2 separate regions of the Homo sapiens genome follow, and region 2 is linked to region 1. A link is a loop called in an ENCODE intact Hi-C map of the cell type or tissue named here. Cell type or tissue: ascending aorta. All regions are shown on one strand. Links, peaks and the distances in the headings refer to the core of each region. The heading gives the core; the rest is flanking DNA.

What was found. Hi-C counts contacts between places; a loop is a spot of excess contacts. Peaks named below come from ENCODE experiments on the same cell type or tissue, not always from the same donor. Only the 100,000 strongest peaks of a DNase experiment are listed, where the experiment ranks them.
Region 2: a loop joins it to region 1, with 3 times the contacts of the local background. A loop is called at or near these places in 1 of 110 quality-filtered maps.

What each region holds. Positions count from the first base shown.
Region 1 is chr17:12,625,283-12,629,674 of GRCh38, forward strand. All of the region lies in intron 3 of LINC00670 (long intergenic non-protein coding RNA 670), which reads left to right. Among named protein-coding and RNA genes, the nearest start is that of MYOCD, 38 kb to the right of the region's middle. In ascending aorta, for the core only: no CTCF peak of the experiment used is centred there; DNase peaks (open chromatin) are centred at 2,109 and 3,046; H3K4me3 peaks cover 469 bases; H3K27ac peaks cover 4,000 bases.
Region 2 is chr17:12,726,930-12,731,321 of GRCh38, forward strand. All of the region lies in intron 5 of MYOCD (myocardin), which reads left to right. Among named protein-coding and RNA genes, the nearest start is that of MYOCD-AS1, 23 kb to the left of the region's middle. In ascending aorta, for the core only: no CTCF peak of the experiment used is centred there; a DNase peak (open chromatin) is centred at 2,412; H3K27ac peaks cover 4,000 bases.

The DNA of each region.
Region 1 (4,392 bases), core at 217-4,216:
GAGCCACGCCTCCTTGCTGCCCTTGGGAGAGATCTGGGAGAGAGAAGAGAAGCAAATGATCTCTCTTGACCCTCCAGTCAGATAGTATCTTTCCATCCTCTGGCCTCCCATACTACCATCTAAAGTGTCATCAGGTAGAAGGCAGAGCAGATGTCCTTGGCCCTTCCAGAAGGAAGCATTCAGCTCAGTCTGACAAAGAACTCCCTTGCCGTCAGTGCTACACGCAGGATGGGCTGCTTCTCAAAGCCAGGTCCCTGTCCCAGCCTTAAGGACCATGTCTGCAATGTGACAGAGGAAAAATCTCCATTTGGAGGAGGCTTGAACCCGATGATCTACCTTTCTAATAACAGGGAGCTGGCATCTATGGCCAACACCAACTGGCCTGCCCCAGCAATGGACCTGGATACATCATACTCCACTCCAACCTCTGGACTCAAAAGCCTGCGAGTCCTTTGTCCCCTGGCTGTGGAACAGCCTATAATTTATCATGCAAACTTAGGACACTGTTTTTTGGGTTTTTTTTTTTTCTTTAATTTTTTTTTTGAGACAGAGTCTTGCTCTGTCACCCAGGGTGGAGCTCAGTGGCGCCATCTCCGCTCTCACTGCAACCTCTGCTTCCCAGGTTCAAGTGATTTTCCTGCCTCACCGTCTGGAGTAGCTGGGACTACAGGCGCACCCCACCACACTTGGCTAATTTTTGTATTTTTAGTAGAGATGAGGTTTTGCCATGTTGGCCAGGCTGGTCTCGAACTCCTGACCTCAAGTGATCCGCCCAACTCAGCCTCCCAAAGTGCTAGGATTACAGGCATGAGCCACTGCACCCGGCCTTAGGACACTTTTTCAAGTGAAAGACGACAGTAATAATAACAATAGCAGTAGCACAACAGGGCAGATAAGGAGGTATAGTCACCATGACTAGAGTGCACTCTTAGCAAAAATGCCCAGACTTATGGTGGGATCTATAATTCTAAACCACAACATTTATTTTATTCATATTTTTATTTTTAGAGACAGGGTCTTGTTCTGCTGCCTTGGCTGTAGTGCAATGGGACGATCACAGCTCACTGTAACCTTGAACTCTGAGCTCAAAAAATCCTCCTGCCTGGCCTCTTGAGTAGCTGAGACTACCGGCTTCAGCCACCGTGCTGGCTAATTTTTGGTAGAGATGGGGGTCTCACTATGTTGTCCAGGCTAGTCTTGAACTCCTGGCCTCAAGCGATCCTCCCACCTCAGCTTTCCAAAGTGTTGAGATTACAGGCACGAGCCACCGTGCTTGGCCTAAACCACATTTATTAACATGCTAAAAATCTGCCTGGTACCATTAAAGACTGAAGCCTTTCAATGAATATAGCAATAAATATAGCAAGGCACTATCACATAAAAACCTGTGGGCTGGGAATTCTGGTGGATATGGAATACTTAATGAGGGTGGGAGAATTACAGAGAAATGGAAGTCCTCTGGTTTGAAGAGCAGGAGAGAAGTACTGAGAAAGTGAGAGTGGTAGGGGACAAATCAAATTGTATTTCTTTTTTTTTTATTTGAAATGGAGTTTCGCTCTTGTTGCCTAGTCAGTGCAATGGCACCATCTCAGCTCACTGCAACCTCCGCTTCCTGGGTTCAAACGATTCTCCTGCCTCAGCCTCCCGATTAGCTAGGACTACAGGCACGCGCCACCACACCCAGCTAATTATGTATTTTTAGTAGAGACGGGGTTTCACCATGTTGGTCAGGCCAGTCTTGAACTCCCGACCTCAGGATATCTGCCCGCCTCAGCCTCCCAAAGTGCTGGGATTGCAGGCGTGAGCCACCGCGCCCGGCCTCAGAATTGTATTTCTGTAGATATTTTTAATCATCCTTAAAATAACACTAAGGAAAACTCAACTCTTCATAAACGTGATTGATTTTGGGGGGCGGTTTGCGGGATGTCTGGAATAGAATTGGGGGAGATAAAGCTCCTACTCTACTGTCGCCTCACGGCACCATCACCAAGCCACACCTCTGTGCTGGCACTGCCTGGATTTACTATGAGCCACCCATGTGACTAAGCACATTTCTAAACATCTGACGCTCAGAGTCCTCAGTCTGTAAAGCCAAGCACCCAGAGGCCTTTGCCACTAGCTTTCCGTGTAGCTTGGACCTTCTGTGACCTCACTCTCCTGTTGACCTACAGCAAAATAGCTGACGTCATGCCAAGCCTCGCAGACCTACCAGAGTGATTCATTTAATAATATTTGTAATCTTTGAAAGATGAGGTTGCTCCATAAAAGGGTTAGAAAATAACTGTGACTTTTGTAATGTGTTAACATGCATACCTAGGAGTCTCTCCTGTCCAAACACCATTATAACCGCCTGCTCTCTTACTTTCTTTCACTGGCTTCTTATTTTTTTTCCCCTCTGGGGCTCCTAAAGTCAGACTCACATTGGAATGGTTTGCAAACTCCCGTCTTTCCTGATTGGGTCCATCTGAATGGAGCCGTCACCAATGTCTTCACAAATGGCATTTCCATTAACATTTCTATTTCTGTCCATTCGGGGCACCTAAAGATTTCCCACCAAGATTTACATCAACTATTTTAAGAACGTGCTTTTAAAAAGCCAATGAGTTTGCTAAGTTTAAATCTGACTTTCTCAAGGGATGCTTAAAAGAAATATACAAAGTTTTTTTAAAAGAACCTTTGTAAGTTCAAAATAACATTCCAAAAGGAGTCACTAGGAAAACATTCAAGGGAAGAGAAAAAATTTTTTTTTGCATTTGTGGCAGACCTGGCTTTATCTTAATGTTCTATGTTTGTTTTTCGACGCAGAAAAGTCAAATAGCCATAAGAGTCACAAAATAATTGAAAGAAAAATGGCTTGGTGCTTCTCATGTCTAGAATATTTATAGCAGAGGGAGGAGCTAGGCTGTGTATATCCATTATTCAACAGGCCAGGTAAAGACAGAAGATTGGCCAACGGCAGCTCAAAGACAGAGCCCTGGGGATTCTCTTAGGTCTTATGGAAGCTGCATCAGAGCTATTGCTAAACTATGTCAACTGTAACTTTCCATTAGCCTGATGACCTGTGATCTACCAATGCCACAACATGACTGGAATGCTCAGACAGTTACCAAACAGGAAGATAAGCCATGGGTAATTATTTCAATAGAAACTTAGAGTTGAAGTGATTGTTCCTGTAAGAGTCTATTAATTAGAATTAGATTTTGCTGCTAAACTAAAAAACTCTCCTAATAGTGGCCTAATCATAAAAAGAGTCCAGAGGTAGGCAGCCTGTGGCTGGTGTGATGTCTGGTATGGTGACACCAAAGAGTCATCAGGGACCCAGGCTCTGAACTGTATCCTCTGCCAACTTGAGCATGTGGCTTCCATTCTCCAGGTTACTTCATGGTCTCAAATAGCTATTCTCTATCATGGCTATCTATCAGAACGGCACACTTCAAGTAGGAGGAAAGAGAGAAAGGAGGGAAAGTGTGGTCTCCTCTATTTTAAAGAGATTTCTAGAAGCCCCGCACAACACTTCCATTACAGCTCATTGGCCAGAGCTTGGTCACATAACAATTACCAGCCCAAAAAAGACGGGGAGCTGCTAATTTCCACAAGTACCCATCAGTCTCTTTCACAAATAGCAACTGTGCTTACTGAGTCTTTTCGTGTCTTTCAGAAGCACCCGCTTGCCTAAATCCATCACTTCATACTGGAAAAGCCTTTATGAACATTTGCTCACATTAGGTGTAAAAAATAATCCAGAAGTTTAAAGAGAATGCTGTTTTCCATGAACTGTAATAAATGATAAGTATTTAAACCTTAAAATGGGTTGGGTGTGGTGGCTCACGCTTGTAATCCCAGCACTTTGGGAAGCCAAGGCGGGTGGATCACCTGAAGTCAGGAGTTCAAGACCAGCCTGACAAATATGGTGAAACCCCATCTCTACTAAAAATACAAAAATTAGCTGGGCATGATGGTGGGCGCCTGTAGTCCCAGCTACTCAGGAGGCTGAGACAGGAGAATTGCTTGAACCTGGGAGGCGGAGGTTGCAGTGAGCAGAGATCACACCACCTTGCTCCAGCCTGAGCGACAGAGAGAGACTCTGTTAAAACAAAAACAAAAACAAAACAAAAAAACCTTAAAATGGTAGGTAAGAGTATCTTCCTGTGCTTTCTCCAGAAATAAATAAGAAAAAAAAAAGTCCATGTTATAAATCTAATAATGATATGTTGTCCTAAATTTACTTTTGCAGGAAAATAAGAAAACCATTAGTTTTCCAGAGAACCCACGCTTACCCTGACATGCTTACAGCATTCATCAGCAGAGATCCTAAGGTCTCCATAATTCTATATAGAAGAGTTCAAGGGGTAACAGTCTGGTTGGGAGGGCAGAAGTTAGGGGGAGTTCGAG
Region 2 (4,392 bases), core at 153-4,152, 100 kb after region 1:
TCCTTAATTTGTACAACTTACCTATTACTAAAAATTCTCACTCCCCTCCTGAATTTTAAAGTTATTGGCCTCAAGTAGTAGACAGTATTGGCTCCCAGTTGTTCTAAGTTTCTCTGAAGAATCATGAGCGCCCAGTGGAGGAAGGTAGTTGCGGGGAATTAGGATGTATAAAAAGAGAAGAGGTCTAAAATGAGGCTCCCACGCAGTAGTGTTTAACATAGAAACAGGGAATCTGTGACTAATAAACAAAAGGAATGGCTAGAGAAAGAGGCAGAAGATACAGGGTGACTTAATCCAAGAAAAATCCAAAAGTGGACAGCAGTAATGGGCAATTGAGCACCTGTTACTCATCTACGCATCAGCCTCTTTAGCAATGACCCTTTAAATGTGCCTGAGTTTTTAGGGGAAAGGTGAACAGGAATATCATAAAGACAGAGAGAGTTGCTTAGAGACAGCTACAGAGAGCGCATTTAGAGACAGCTATAGAGACAGCTATAGTCCTTCCAATGGCGAAGGTGACCCAGCTCACTATTCTGTATGTCACTTCTTGTGATCATATCTTCTCCCTTGGTTGTGGTTGCACTGTGTATCATTCTTCCAGCCTCTGGGTATTTTCCCTCCCCTGTCCACGTGCCTTTCCAGATGTGTTTACATTTTCCAGCTCTCTCTGCAGCTGTGTTTCTGAGTTTCTGCCAAGCTCTGAGAGGATCATTTACTCATTGTCTCCCTCCCTCCAAACTTCATTAAGGACCAACAATTCTCCAACCCTGCAATAGAAACTCTAGAATCTAGAACCTCTCCCAACACAGGGAAGGACATTTTTGACAGAGGACTGTCCCTACCCTGGGATTTTCCTTCTTACTCCCAGACATCATCCCTCTTGCAGTCAGCTGGATGAAAGCACCGCGTCTCTTCCCCTCTCCTCTTGAGTACCAGTTTCTGATCCCACTCCCAGGCTGCAAGTTGACTTTCTGAATTCATAGAGTCTTACAGTTTCCAGGTGGAGGGAAAAAAACAGGTTCATCACCCTAAAATGACATTCTGTAGGGTAATAGGGGACTTGGTCCTCCTCGGGGCTGTATCTGAGAGCATGCACCTCATTGCCTATTTCGCCTTCGTAGAAAACCGCTTATCAGGCCAGAACACTGAATACCAAAAGCATTGTGTTACATGAAAGCGATGATTCATGAGAACAGAAATGATATCCTGGAGTTTAGCATGGTCTTGCTCAGTTTATGAGTGGTAATTATTACTGAAATATCCCTCTGTGTTGAGACCCCTACAGGCTTACTTCTAGCTTGTTAATTCTCTCGCTGGTCATCAGAGCATTTTCTTCACTTAACGTGAACATCCCTTAGCTCCCACGAAAGTCGTATATTGTCCAGATGTCTGACTCCTGGCTTGAGTAAAACAGAACCCAGGCTGGCCTTCCCAGCTTTACCAACAGTAGAAGGGCCCAGGTTTTCAGCTCCAAAAGACAAGCATCTTCTCCTAAAGTGTTCTCACCTTTTCATGGGACTGGGCCAGTCTTCCCACCTGAGTCAGGTTTTTTTGTTGTTGTTTTTTTAAGACAGAGTTTCGCTCTTGTTGCCCAGGCTGGAGTGCAATGGCATGATTTCAGCTCACCGCAACCTCTGTCTCCCGGGTTCAAGTGATTCTCCTGCCTCAGCCTCCCAAGTAGCTGGAATTACAGGCATCCACCACCATGCCCAGCTAATTTTGTATTTTTAGTAGAGATGGGGTTTCTCCACATTGGTCAGGCTTGTCTCGAACTCCCCACCTCAGGTGATCCACCCGCCTTGGCCTCCCAAAGTGCTGAGATTACAGGCGTGAGCCACCGTGCCCAGCCAGTCTTTTTAAAAAAAGAACCCGTGATTTAGAATATATAGCCCCATTGTCAAACCTAAATTTGTTCTTTTTATCACCATGACCGTTTCATGTAGAAAGCAATAATTCAGCCCCTCCGGGGCTGGTCCAGAAGTCACCCATTTCTATCATTTACATTTATAAAAGATCCTGTGCTAGTCACTGCTCACCAATGTGCCCCACGCTTAGACTTCATAACAAAACCCTCCTATTCACTAAGAATCTAGTCATTCTTCAGAGACACCAAAAGTCTTCACCCTCTCTGATCGTTCATTTTGAAGGCAGCTAGATAATAACCATGGCCCTGAGTGAGATGGTAGGGCTGTTTGCTTTGGCATAAAAAAGAACATTTTGCTTTGGCATAACTTTCTCATGAACAAAATCTATCATTCCATCATGAGAAATAATTTCCAAAGAGTAAACCACCCTTGGGGTAAAGAAACACACTGAGGCATACGTGACAAATACTTTGCTGAGGATGGTTCTGGGAAAGAGTTGGGCAAGAGAATCAGGGAGCTGGGAGTGTTGGAGCGTGTGGGAGTGGCGGGAGGAAAGGGTGAGCGCTGAGAGAGAAAGGAAGTGCCTGGAGTCTGCCTCTGCCGCCCTGTGAAGTAAGGGCTTTGCCTCTGTGGAAGCCATCTCAGGCATCATTGAGAGGTGGGCAGGGCATGCCCAGGTGGGAGCTGAAGTTGGAGAGAGGCCTCTAGAAATCTGAGGGCAGCTTGAGGCTCTGGGAGGGGCTGAGGAGCATCCTGTCAAAGAGAAAAGGGAGACAGGATAAAGCACTTTTTTTTTTTTGAGATGGAGTTTTTGCTCTTGTCGCCCAGGCTGGAGTGCAATGGCGCGATCTCTGCTCACTGCAACCTCCCAGGTTCAAACAATTCTCCTGCCTCAGCCTTCCAAGTAGCTGGGATTACAGGTGCGTGGCACCACACCTGGCTAATTTTTGTATTTTTAGTAGAGATGGGGTTTCACCATGTTGGCAAGGCTGATCTCGAACTCCTGACCTCGTGATCTGCCCGCCTTGCCTAATGTTATTTTTCATCCCTAGAGGATTCACCTCAAGAGCAACGCAGGGCAGGTATTTACACAGGTTAACTGCTTTTCCTGACTTGTGTGGCCCTAGGATCAGGTGTATCAAAAGACATGAAGATCATCCTGGGCAGCATAGTGACACCTCATCTTTACAAAAAAATTTAAAATTAGCCAGGCATACTGGTGCATGCCTGTAGTCCTAGTTACTCGGGAGGCTGAGGCAGGAGGATCACTTGAACCCAGGAGTTTGAGGCTGCAGTAAGCTATGATCAAACCACTGCACACCAGCCTGGGTGACAGAGTGAGACCCTATCTCTCAAAAAAAGGAAAAAAAAGGCCAGGCGTGGTGGCTCATGCCTGCAATCCCAGCACTTTGGGAGGCTGAGCGGTGGTGGATCACCTGGGATCAGAAGTTCGAGACCAACCTGACCAACGTGGAGAAACCCCATCTCTACTAAAAATACAAAATTAGCTGGGCATGGTGACAGGCATCTGTAATCCCAGCTACTTGGGAGGCTGAGGCAGGAGAATCGCTTGAACCTGGGAGGTGGAAGTTGCAGTGAGCCAAGATCGCGTCACTGCACTCCAGCTTGGGCGATGAGCGAAACTCCATCTCAAAAAAAAAAAAAAAAAGACATAAGGCAAATTTCTAAAGTGCCAGGGATCTGAGTAAAAAAAATTAGTCATTCCAACATCTACCTATTATGCCATTTCCATAATAAAAGCATCTGATCGCTTTCCAGAGCAGTGAGTTCTGACTTTGGTTAGATAGTCCAATCAGTCTGTAGACTATGACATGCTAAATCTATGCAAATGTCTTTAGGCAACAGCTACACTGAAACTATAGCTACCTTTCTGTGTACGACTTTCTCCCTTAGGACACAAATTTTGCTTCAGTCTCTTCCAGGATGTCAGGAGGTAGTCTGTCCATGATTTAAAATAGCTTCTATTGCAGTGGACCGGGCCAGCTCACAGGTTGATAAGGAAGGAGGCGCATTTTCATATTCTACTTCATGGTTTCCTGCCCTTGGTGTGGGTCTTCACAGAAAGGTAACTAGGATTCCAATTATCTTGCTTTAATCTTGGCATTTTAAATGTTTATGCAAAGAAAGTACAGCTGACTCATTCATCTGATCACTTCCAAGAGGGAGAGGAGAGGCTCCGAGTCACCAGCCCAAGATCCCCAAGGGGCCAGTGCCCAGAGCCAGTCCTGCGAGCATAGCCAGAGGATGATGTCAGGGCTTCCCAAAGCAGGTCCTTGTCATCACAGCCCCGACGCGTCTGCAGGGACAATAGCCAGCACACCGCTCTCCATCAGCTCCCAGCCAGCCTCATGCTGGGGAAGATTGGAGCGGAGGCCCAGGGTCACACCACGGAGCCAGGAGACTTGGTCATTCCAGAGGCAGTCAGATAAGGTGACCTTTGTCCCTCTCTGCATGGGCTTGGCTTGAACCAGGAAGGAGAGGGAGTGGCATGCCAGCCTTTCCACCC